Regions from separate parts of the Homo sapiens genome. Here region 2 is linked to region 1. Evidence: chromatin loops called from intact Hi-C (ENCODE). Cell type or tissue: heart right ventricle. All regions are shown on one strand. Each heading gives the region's core, and the rest is flanking DNA. Links, peaks and the distances in the headings are about the cores only. Region 1 overlaps RNF152 (ring finger protein 152). Region 2 holds the start of LOC124904315 (a long non-coding RNA gene).

Evidence for each region. A loop is a pair of places that touch in the nucleus more often than their neighbours do. Peaks named below come from ENCODE experiments on the same cell type or tissue, not always from the same donor. Only the 100,000 strongest peaks of a DNase experiment are listed, where the experiment ranks them.
Region 2: it touches region 1 in a loop (2.2-fold over the local background); 33 of 110 quality-filtered maps call a loop at or near these places.

The regions. Positions count from the first base shown.
Region 1 is chr18:61,882,728-61,888,102 of GRCh38, forward strand. All of the region lies in intron 1 of RNF152 (ring finger protein 152), which reads right to left. Among named protein-coding and RNA genes, the nearest start is that of RNF152, 7.6 kb to the right of the region's middle. In heart right ventricle, for the core only: no CTCF peak of the experiment used is centred there; no DNase peak of the experiment used is centred there; H3K27ac peaks cover 623 bases.
Region 2 is chr18:61,751,731-61,757,105 of GRCh38, forward strand. It overlaps LINC01544 (long intergenic non-protein coding RNA 1544), which reads left to right. Exons shown (of 4, transcript NR_103449.1): 4 at 56-2,965. It overlaps LOC124904315 (a long non-coding RNA gene), which reads left to right and starts at 4,051. Exons shown (of 2, transcript XR_007066396.1): 1 at 4,051-4,113; 2 at 4,808-4,917. In heart right ventricle, for the core only: no CTCF peak of the experiment used is centred there; no DNase peak of the experiment used is centred there.

The DNA of each region.
Region 1 (5,375 bases), core at 64-5,063:
ATCTCTAAGATCTCTGCTATAGGGTGGAGCCAGGCCTGGTTCCCTTCCCAACCCCCACTTGGTATTACAGACTCATCACGAAAACCCTCTGGAATCTTTGGAAAGTAAACACTGGGTGCTGAGTACACAATGCCCCCCTCCACCCAACCCACACTACCATCATGCATACAACATAGGAATGTTCCAGAGGCATCCTAGCTTCAAACAAAAGACAAAGCAACTTGTCTGCTAGCATCATGCGGTTCCACCAGAAAGAAAAAAAACACAGTCATGAAGAGCATCAGCTCATACATAAACACACTCAGATACCAGCACAGGAAACCCAGAGCATATCTAGATGCATGCATTTTCAAATGAGTGATGGAAGGGCCCAGAAGAGTGAGGCGCAGACTGGTTCAAAGCCCACAGTGTTCAGCCCCTCAACCTGTCCTGGAATGCATGTCTCAGAGGCCTCTTGCACTTCTCTATGCAGCTTTCAAAAATATTTCTGAAGAATAAATTGATGCCACCATTTCAATAAGTCTTTACTGAGTGTCTACTGTGTACCGGGCCCCAAGCGGCTACCCCTTTTTAAGAAGAATTTCTAAAAGGTTTCATTAACTTTATATTTATATTGTATAGCCTAGATTCCTTGCCTTTATTAAACAGTTCTCTTCTTTTTAATAATAATAAATATCCCATTCCAAAAAGCAGATTCCTAAATAAAGGGGTTGACAAGGCTACAATGTTTTTTCCCATTTTATTCTGCCCCGCTTGCTCCTCTCTTGTAGGATGGTTGTATCTCTACTAACAATGTTAGATCTCTACAAAGCCTGCTTCAGGATGTCAAACAACAATCACAGAACAAGACTGGAGGGTGACCAGCTCATCCCAATTTTTCTGGGACTGTTTTAAAACGGAAAGTTCCATGACCCAGGTATGCTCTTAGTCATGGGCAAGTCTGGGGGTCACTCTACTCCCAAGAAAGCAGACCCTGAGAAAGAGGATGTCCTTCATTTCACTTGGGAAGAGTGAGGCCACAGGAGAAAGGCGACTCATCTCCTTTAAGGAAGACTCAGGTTGCCTGGGGGCTAGCTCAGAACCCTTTCTCAGACTCCTCTCCTCCAGTTGCTTCCAGCTTTTTCCCCACTTCCTCCTGAGAAGGCCTATCATTTTAAACTCAGAGCCACTGAAAGCTTTACAGACTTTCAAACCAAAGACTCTGACAATAATGACAGGTAAAAGAAACTCCCATGTAAACGCTGAAGGCTGTAGTTACTTGGATGCCATCACCTCCTTGGCTAGCTTAAGGGCTTCTTCAGGTTAGACCATGCCTATTCATCCCGATATTTCCAGAACTGAGCCCAATGATTGGTGGATGGTAGATGCTGGATATAAGGACGTTAGCAACAGCTGCCATTTATTTAGTCTTACATTGTGGAGGGCAACACACTAAGCACTTTATATGTAAGTCTCTCCTGTTCTTACACTAACTCAATGAGGTCGGTTCTCCCCCATTTTGCAGCTGAAGAACAAACTCAGTCAGACCTTGTGCACTCAGGTCACGTGGCAGACGTGAAATTTAAACCCAAACCCATCTTACTTTTTAAAATTCCAGTTCATAATGACTTACCTGAATTAGAGCCATGTAAGGCAGGCATATATGCTAAGGTATCAAGAATTGAGAGAATATCAGATACATTTCTTTTATTCTCTACCCTTTTAGCTTTGCCATTACAAAAAAAAAAAAAAGCAGAAAACCAAATTAATTATGAGTTAAATACCTACAGGAAGCTAGAAGGCAGGGATTTTTTTAGAATTATGCCTGGTAAAACATAGGCATTCAACATTCTTTTGTTTGTTTGTTTGTTTGAGACAGTCTCATTCTGTCGCCCAGGCTGGAGTGCAGTGGCACAATCTCAGCTCACTGCAACCTCCACCTCTCAGGTTCAAGCAATTCTTCCTGCCTCAGCCTCCAGAGTAGCTAGGATTACAGGTGCCCACCACCATGCCTGCCTAATTTGTATCTTTTAGTAGAGACGGGGTTTCTCCATGTTGGCCAGGCTGGTCTTGAACTCCTGACTTCAGGTGATCTGCCTGCCTCAGCCTCCCAAAGTGCTGGGATTACAGGCGTGAGTCACCATGCCTGGCCATTCAAAATACATTTAATGAATGCAATTGTTTGCCTAATAAGTGGTTTAAATACCTGATGCTCAGTGTTTCAAATGCTATTTTACACACCACCATAGGTGAATGGATGGATCTGTACCTTCAGTTTCTGAAGTACCAATGTAAAGGAGTGGAGTGGATGGACTATTTATCCCAGTTAAGGACACCTCTTTACCTGCATGGTTGAATTAACTATTACTCACTTAAAATGGCAGTAATCTTATGTCTCATGCAACAAAAGGGGTAAATTCTCCAAAGTACACAAATTTGTCCATGTGCTCACCAACCACTTCTAATCTCATATTATTAATCTTCGAGGAAGCAATTTGCAAACCTACCCCAGAACAACACAACTGCAAAAGAATATCACAACAAATACTTGGTTCCTGAGACACTTATCTCAGCCCTATTCACTACCTTTCAAACTGAGAGTGTTTTGTTTGTTTGTTTGAGACAGAGCCTCGGTCTTTTGCCCAGGCTGGAGTGCAGTGGTGCGATCTCAACTCACTGCAACTTCTGCCTCCCAGGTTCAGGCAATTCTCCTGCCTCAGCCTCCCAAGTAGCTGGGATTACAGGTGCACACCATCATGCTTGGATAATTTTTGTATTTTTAGTAGAGATGGGATTTCACCATGTTGGCCAGGCTGGTCTCAAACTCCTGACCTCAAGTAATCCACCCGCCTCAGCCTCCCAAAGTGCTGGAATTACAGGCGTGAGCCACCACGCCCAGCCGAGAGCGTTATTTTAATATTAATGTATTTCTGGTCATTTTCTTCAAGCAGCTGAACATATTTCCCTCTTTCATAATAACACTCTCATAATGATCAAGCATTTTGAGTATCAAAGAAGAGTTTCTATCATGTGAATGAGTATTCCAAAATCAAAAAAAGGGAGGTAAAACAGATGTATATCACAAAGGTATTGAAGCCTTTAATTATAAACGCAGGTGGGGCAGTCAGCGGTGGGCAACTACACCCAGTCATCACAAATCCAGGCATCAATGCCTGCTCCGTTAGATTGTGGGGTGGTCTGGTAGGCTGTAAAGTCCTAAAGCTGCTTGTTGTATGTCACCAAGTAGAGGTTTTTTTTCTTTTGCTTTCTTTTGCTTTCTTTTTTTTTTTTTTTTTTTTTTTTTTTTGTGGGCAAAGTAGGAGGCAAATGGAAGTTGAAAAACAGGCTTTGAGTAACAACTAATTTTGTTAGAATCATGACCCTCATTGAGAACATTCACCTCCCAAACATTGGTATACGTACTGCAGCCTGGTCATTCTAATTTGATTCAACATTTAATCATTATTAATGCAAGTAGGGGAAGCTCTTAAAAATAAGTTTCTATCTTCTTAACTTCCTTTAAGACTTCAAGCTAAAAGGGTCTAAAATTCCTTTAAATCACTGTAAGTCAAAATCGTTTTCTGTGTTGTCAAAGAGTCACCAATGATTTGTTTATTGAGCCCTTCCTGTGTACAAACACGGTGGCAAACACACAATGGTGTAAAGCCTCATCCAGTCATCTTTAAGGAGCTTGCAAGAGAACTGAGATCTCTTTGAGTGCCTATACAACCAATCTGTTTTTCACTTTCAATACAGTATTCAATAAACTACATGAGATATTTGATGCTTTAATACAAAATAGGCTTTTTGTTACATGATTTTGCCCCCATTGTAGGCTAATTGCAGGTCACAACTGCTACATCAGCCAGCCACAGGCCCCCTTGGAAGGAACTGTGCCCCCAACCCTCTCCTGCACTAAGCAGGTCCAGGGTGAATGATAACTGGAAGGGTCCCATTCACTGGAACTCTTGGGAAATGTGGCTTGATGACAAGACATCCTGGGACATCTCTTCAATTCACCTCCCTTTATGCAAACAAGCTTGAGTGAATTTCTATTCTTTGCAATTAAACAGAAAGAAAAAGACACTTCAATCGTAGGTGATAATACAAGACAATCTATGACAAGTGGCCTTTGTAGAATGAATGAATGAATGTTGAATGAAATGAGAGATGGAGGCAATTTTGCCAGAGAACTTTGGATTATAAAGAATTTCTAAAGGCTAATGTGATCAAGTTAAATTTTTCAGAAGAGTTGAGAGCTGAACTGAGGCTTCGATGATAGGATAGAGGCAGAGGAAGGAAGAGGACATTTTAGGCCACAGAATGTGCTAGAATAAGAAAGAGGCAATGAAAAACATTTTGGGCAACAGTGGATTAACCATCCCAGCTAATGTTCAGTTTTAAAGTCAGGCGGAGCAAAAGTCGAGGTTGGAAAGGAAGTTTGGGGTCAACCTGGGGAAAACTTGAAAAGCAAAACTGAAGAATATGAGCTTCCTCCCACAAGGGCAACTAAAAGTTATTAAGTGAGGGGATGAAGGATTAATTGGCCTAATGGTCTAAGAGTGACAGCATTTTCCAAACTGGAGTGGGGTGGGAAAGCCAGAAAGTGAGCAAGACCATTGTCATAGCCCAGAGAGAAACAAGGTTCTTGACTAAGATGCGGCAGTGGCAACTGTCACTAAGTGAATCTGTCAAGGAGCAGAAACAGCAATAGTAAGAAGAATGCTCCTGGCTAGGTGCGGTGGCTCACGCCTGTAATTCCAGCATTTTGGGAGCCCAAGGCGGGTGGATCACGAGGTCAGGAGTTCAAGACCAGCCTGGCCAACATGATGAAACCCTGTCTCTACTAAAAATAGAAAAAATTATCCCAGTAATCCCAGCTACTCGAGAGGCTGAGGCAGGAGAATAGTTTGAACCCAGGAGGCAGAGGTTACAGTGAGCTGAGATCATGCCCCACTGCACTCCAGCCTGGGTGACAGAGTGAGACTCCATCTCAAAAAAAAAAAAAAAAAAAAGAATGCTCCCTATTTCTACAGTATCTGTCAAAGCTTTTACCAAAATCTCTTCAATTCTTGTCAAACCTCAGTGAGGAGTGCACCAAGTGTGATTATCTGGATGTCTAGATCAGAACTGAGCCGGGAAAGTTACACTTCCTTGGTAGGTGGGAATGCGATAGTGGCAGGGGAGAGGAGGTTGTAGAAAGAGAAAATACAAGCACAGAACACAGCATTTGGAGATTCTACTTCCTCATAACTTTGCTCCCACCAGCAGCACATCTTCATTTGCTCAGCCCCTCCTTTGCATGAAAGGCAGGTAACCAGGAAGTCTATGTGATGTTTGAGTAAGTTTCATCATGCAGGATGTTTGCAATGAGTTTTATTTATGCAGGCATTAGT
Region 2 (5,375 bases), core at 316-5,315, 130 kb before region 1:
AGGCCGGTGGGGAGAGGCTGGATTTTTCATTTCTTTCTTGTCTTTCTTGTCCTAGCTCTCCCTCTCTGAGCTAGGTGCAAGCTCCTGACGTAGGAAGCGATCCCTCCTTGCCACAGATAACCCACGTAGCCAGGTGCTGCCAAGCAGCTTCCACCTGGAGGAGGGCAGCTGCTCTGCGCATGACCAGTAGCTGTGGATGGCATCGTCGAGGCATCTGGAGGAAGCTGCAGCCCCACAAGGCCCCTGACCCCTCTGCCTTTCCCTCTGCTGGCTCCTCTTCCTCCCTCTTTCCCTGCTGTCCCCTGTAGAGAACTTTCTACCAGTCCACACACCAACCTAGGTGCAGCCCCCCTGCGTGACTCCCTCCCTGACTATCATAACCATGGCCAGCAGTATCTCCACATCTCTGCCCAGATCCCCCTGGGAAGGCTTATCCCAGGCCCCAGGTTTGGGGCAATGCCCAGTGGCATCGGATGGGGTCCCCCTTGAAAGGAAGCACAGAAAGACTGAGCCATCAACGTAGTCCCCTCCATCACCTGCCACTGTCCCCAAAATCTCCCACACCGGAAGTGTTTAGATTGTCTAAGGACAATATTGTCTAGGGTTTGAGGACCACCCCACAGCAAAAACACTAGAAAGCTAGTTCCAAAATGCAAATCCCAGGCCAAGCCCCTCACCTCCTGAGGCAGCATCCCTGGGTATAGATCTCAGAAATCTGCAGTTTTAATACAAAGGCCCCCTAAACTTAAAGAAACAGCCTGAATTCACATGGGCACACCTTACCTGAGCAGGCAATACAGTGACAAGGGTGGAAACAGAGGGGACGAGACCTGACACTGGGAAGGCCTGACAGAGGGAAGGAAGGAAAGCTCTCAGGCTAAGGGCGCTGGGAACCCCACTCTTCCCTCTAGGGAGTTGCCGTTCCCTGAGGGGCCTGAGGAGCCTCCTCCTGAAGCCCCAGCTATTCAAATTACACCTTTTCTTATTAGGACATCAGGAGGTGTTGCCCCTTAGCTTTCCATTCTAACCTCCTCAATGTAGGGGCCTTGCTGGTGTCGAGGACAGAGCGGAGGCCTCAAGGGTATGTGCAGTCTAGGTGGCCTTGGTGGAGGGGCAGGATTCTACATTTGGGAGGGGACTTCTTGCTGAACTCCTTCCAGATGGGTCAAATGGGGTAGACTGAGGGAGTGGTGTGGGAGGTGGTAAAGAACCAAGTAGGGACTGGATGGATCCTGGGAGTTTACAGGGCTGCCTCGGAGAGGGAGGGTGCTGAGAGAGAGGAGACCAGGGTGGGCACCAACGCGATCCCTGCAGGCTATGAGTGTAGGATCAGAGAGGGTTAAGGGCCAGAAGCCCCTGTGTGTTTAGGACTGTGGCACCATGGGTGCATCCCCTGAGAAGCGAAGCTCAGGCAGGAGCAGCAGTGGGCAAAGAGCCTGGTGGTGCAGGTGCAGGCCCTGTAGAGGAGGCAGTGACAACACCCAGCCCAGGCCGACTCTCTCTGCCTGTCCCCTGAGTCCCCTGGCACCTCTCCACATCTGCTCAGCCCTCCCAGTTAACCTAGCACTGGTAGATGGTTGATATGATTTGGATCTGTGTCCCCAAATCTCATGTTGAATTCTAATCCCCAGTGTTGGAGGTGGGGCCTGGTGGGAGGTGATTGGATCATGGGGGTGAATCCTTCATGAATGGCTTAGCTTTATCCCCTTAATGCTGTTCTTGTGGTAGTGAGGGAATTCTTGCAATATCTGGTTGTTTAAAAGTGTGTAGCACTTCCCCCCCAACACTCTTTTGTTCCTGTTCCAACTGTGTGAAGTGCTCACTCCCCCTTTGCCTTCTGCTATGACTGTTAAGTTTCCTGAGGCCTTCCCAGAAGCTGAGCAGGTGTCAGCATCATGCTTTCTGTATAGCCTGAGGAACCATAAGCCAATTAAACCTCTTTTCTTTAAAAATTACCCAGTCTGAGATATTTCTTTTCTTTTCTTTGAGACAGGGTCTGGCTCTGTCACCCAGGCTGGAGCGTAGCTGCACCTCTGCCTCCAGGGCTCAAGTGATCCTCCCACCTCAGCCTCACAAGTCACTGGGACCACAGCACGTGCCACCACACCCAGCTAATGTTTGCTTTCTTTGTAGAGACAGGGTTTCACCATGTTGCACAGGCTGGTCTCAAACTCCTGAGCTCATGCGATTCTCCTGTCTTGGCCTCCCAAAGTGATGGGATTACAGGTTTGAGCCACTGCACTCATCCTAGGTATTTCTCTATAGCAATGCAAGAAAAACTAATACGAAGGTGAATCCATCTGCAGATCCAGACTCCACAGGAAGCCAGCAAGTGTGATTGCGGGCTCTGCTGCATTTCAGGGGCGGTTCTATACTTGGCACGTGCATGCTTTCCCCAGCCTAGCATATTAGCCTGCTGGGGCTACTATAACAAAATACCACAAACTGAGTGGCTTAATACAACTGAAATGCATTCTCTCACACTTCTAGTGGCCAAAGTCCAAGATCAAAGTTTTGGCAGGGTTGGCTCCTTCTGGACACTCAGAGGGAGAGTCTGTCCTGTGTCTCTCCCCTGGCTTCTCCTGGTTGCTGGCAACCCTTGGCATTTTTTGCTTATAAATGCATCCCTCTTATCTCAGCCTGTACTGTCACGTGACCTTCTTCCCTGTGCATCTGTCTCTTGTCCTCTTCTTCTAAGGACAGCAGTCATATTGGATTAAGGGCCCAGCCACTCCAGCATGACCTCCTCTTAACTTGATGGCATTCAAAGCCATCAGGTTTGGAAACAAGGTCACATTACCAGGGACCGGAGGCTAGGACTTGAAGATACCCTTTGGGAGGAGACACCTGCAACGTTTGGATTGGAGAAGACTCAGTGACCTTCTGGGATGTCGTTTACCCTCCCTGGGCTGCAGCTTCCTTGTTTGTAGAGGAAGAGGTTAAATTAAACAATCTCTTCCAGGTCTCATGGTCTTCGAATCTGTTTTCTCCTCTGCTGTTTTCTCAGCTTCCTTCTCCCGATGGAAATAGGGGGCCAGTGTATTTCCCCTGCCTCCCCTCCCTCTCAGCCCTGCTTTCAAGTCTTAGAGCTGGCAAGGGCTTTGTGCAATACTCCAGGTCCTACCCTCAATTTCTGGTGGAACAACAGAATAAGCGGTCTCTGCATGCACACAAATCCCTTCAGCTCCGTCTGGGCCCAGCGGCAGCTGACCAACCAGCCCATCACACACCTTTCTGCAGGCCCCTTCCCCGCCCGGCCTCTTTCTCTACTCTTTTTGTTTATTTTTATTCCCCAGTCTCTCATCTCTCACCTATACAGTCAAGTTTCCAGCCTCTCTTTCCACCCACTGTTCAGCCATCAGTCAGCCTAAACATTCTACTTTCTGCCTTTCTCCCCACAAGCAACTTTGTTTGCAGAGAACCCACAGAGTTTGACATGTTGTCTGCAGACTCTCTGTCCACAGGCTGCAGGTGTAGTGGAGCCCGCTCCAGACTGAGACAGAGGCCCAGGTTTTTACCAGGCTGTGCTGCTGCCAGCCTGGTGTGACTACCCATCCCACCCCCTTCGATACCTGTGCCTCAGTTTCTCCCATGGATAATGGAGTGGGACTCAATGGGAGTAACAGACTCCAAGAACATGAATGGGGGTGAGCAGGGACCACCAAACACGTCCTCTGCCCATCTCATGTCCGACCCACTCACCTCCCAAGTAACAGGCACAACTTCACCAAATCTGTGGCCCCCCAACTGGGTGGATAAGGCCAGGACTTGCTTCTGATTTGCACAGCACATCCCCCCAGCATTGGAATAAAAGCTGCTCAGGATGGCCCTCGAGATAAGGTTTTCAGAGCTCTAGGGATCCAGACCCAAAACTGCGGGACCTCTGAGGAAGCACAGGTTCCTGCACTGAAGGCAGAGCACTGGCCATCTATTTTGACTCTAAATATTTGGAGGAATTCTGCGAGCTGTTTTGTAAGCTGCACTGAGGTAATGCTGTGTCATGGAAACCAGTGCAGGCAAGATTTCTAGGGAGAGGCAGTGTTTACCCTTGTTACATGGACTAGAGGTCAGCAAAAGCAGAAGCCCCTCAAGAGCGTGCGCAGAGCTGCAGAGGTAAGCTGGCAGGTCCCAACCAGTCTCCAGCAAATTTGGCCATGAAATGAGGAATCCCTGGGACCTCCGTTTTTCTTGGCCATGTCCCTTGCTGGGCACCTATATGCGTGATCTTATTTCAGCTTCATGATTCTTGCAGGCATCATTATCAATGTTTTTGTTGCTGTTTTAACTGGCGGGGTGGGCGGGGAGAGAGGGGAAATCACGTTCCCAGAGACATATAGCTAAAGAGAAAGTGAAGATTTGAGCCTGACACCAGCCATGCTTTTCCTGACATTCCTGGCAGTGTGAAAGGAAGGACAGCAATATGGTTTTCTTGAAGGGGTAACAAGTTTCAGCAAATAATTTTGCTTATATCTTACGAGAGAGGCATGGATGTTTGCTGGGAGGGAAAGGAGCTAGTAGCAAGTGGAAGAGGAAAGACTCCAAAACCAAGAGGAGGGCTCTTCTCTCCCAGAGTTGAGGGGGGAAGGATGGGAGGGAGGTAAAGGTCAGAAATCTCTCTTTATTTGGAATGGTTTGCACAGCGGCTCACAATCGGAGCTTCCCTCTGCCTCAGACAGGCCTCTTCTCTAACAGGTGTAATGCAGTGATGTTTTCCTTTGGCTTCCTTGCTGAGTCATGACTAGATTTGCCTGGGAAAGCTCAGATATTACTGATTCAGTGTTCATTCCTTTTTCCTCCTTACCACCAGCCTTCAACACTCCATATGACGCCTTCAATAGGAAGGGAGGAAGATAAATAACATGGAAACAGAGAGAATCACCTGGACCAATTTTGGTATTAAAAAACCTGGAAAAAGCATTACATGTTTGTCTTTAATTTTTCTGCCCTCAGAGTGAATCTTGGTCATCGTTACAGAACTGTAGAGCTCCAAGATGATACCTTTTATTTCTAAGGATCCTGCATGCAGTGTGAGAAGCTGGCTGACGTTGCTAGCTCCACTTCAAAGGTAAAGAAACTGAGTCAGGCAGAGAGAGCACCAGATCTGTCTGAGCTCAGTGGAGGCGAACAATCAGAGACTCGACTGAATAACAGCCTCAGAAAAAGGATGCAGTTTAGTCTTCCAGCTACGGGCTAAGGTGTCTTATTTTTTCTAGAGTAATAAAAATCAGAATTTTAAAGTATATTCCCTTACTTACCCTGGAGGGCTCAAGAACTCTTTCTTCTTGCTTTTTATGACTCCGATTTTACCTGTAGAAGTAAGTGGCACTATAAATCCCAAACAGCTTCCTACCTGCTGTTCTTCCCTAGTGAGGCTT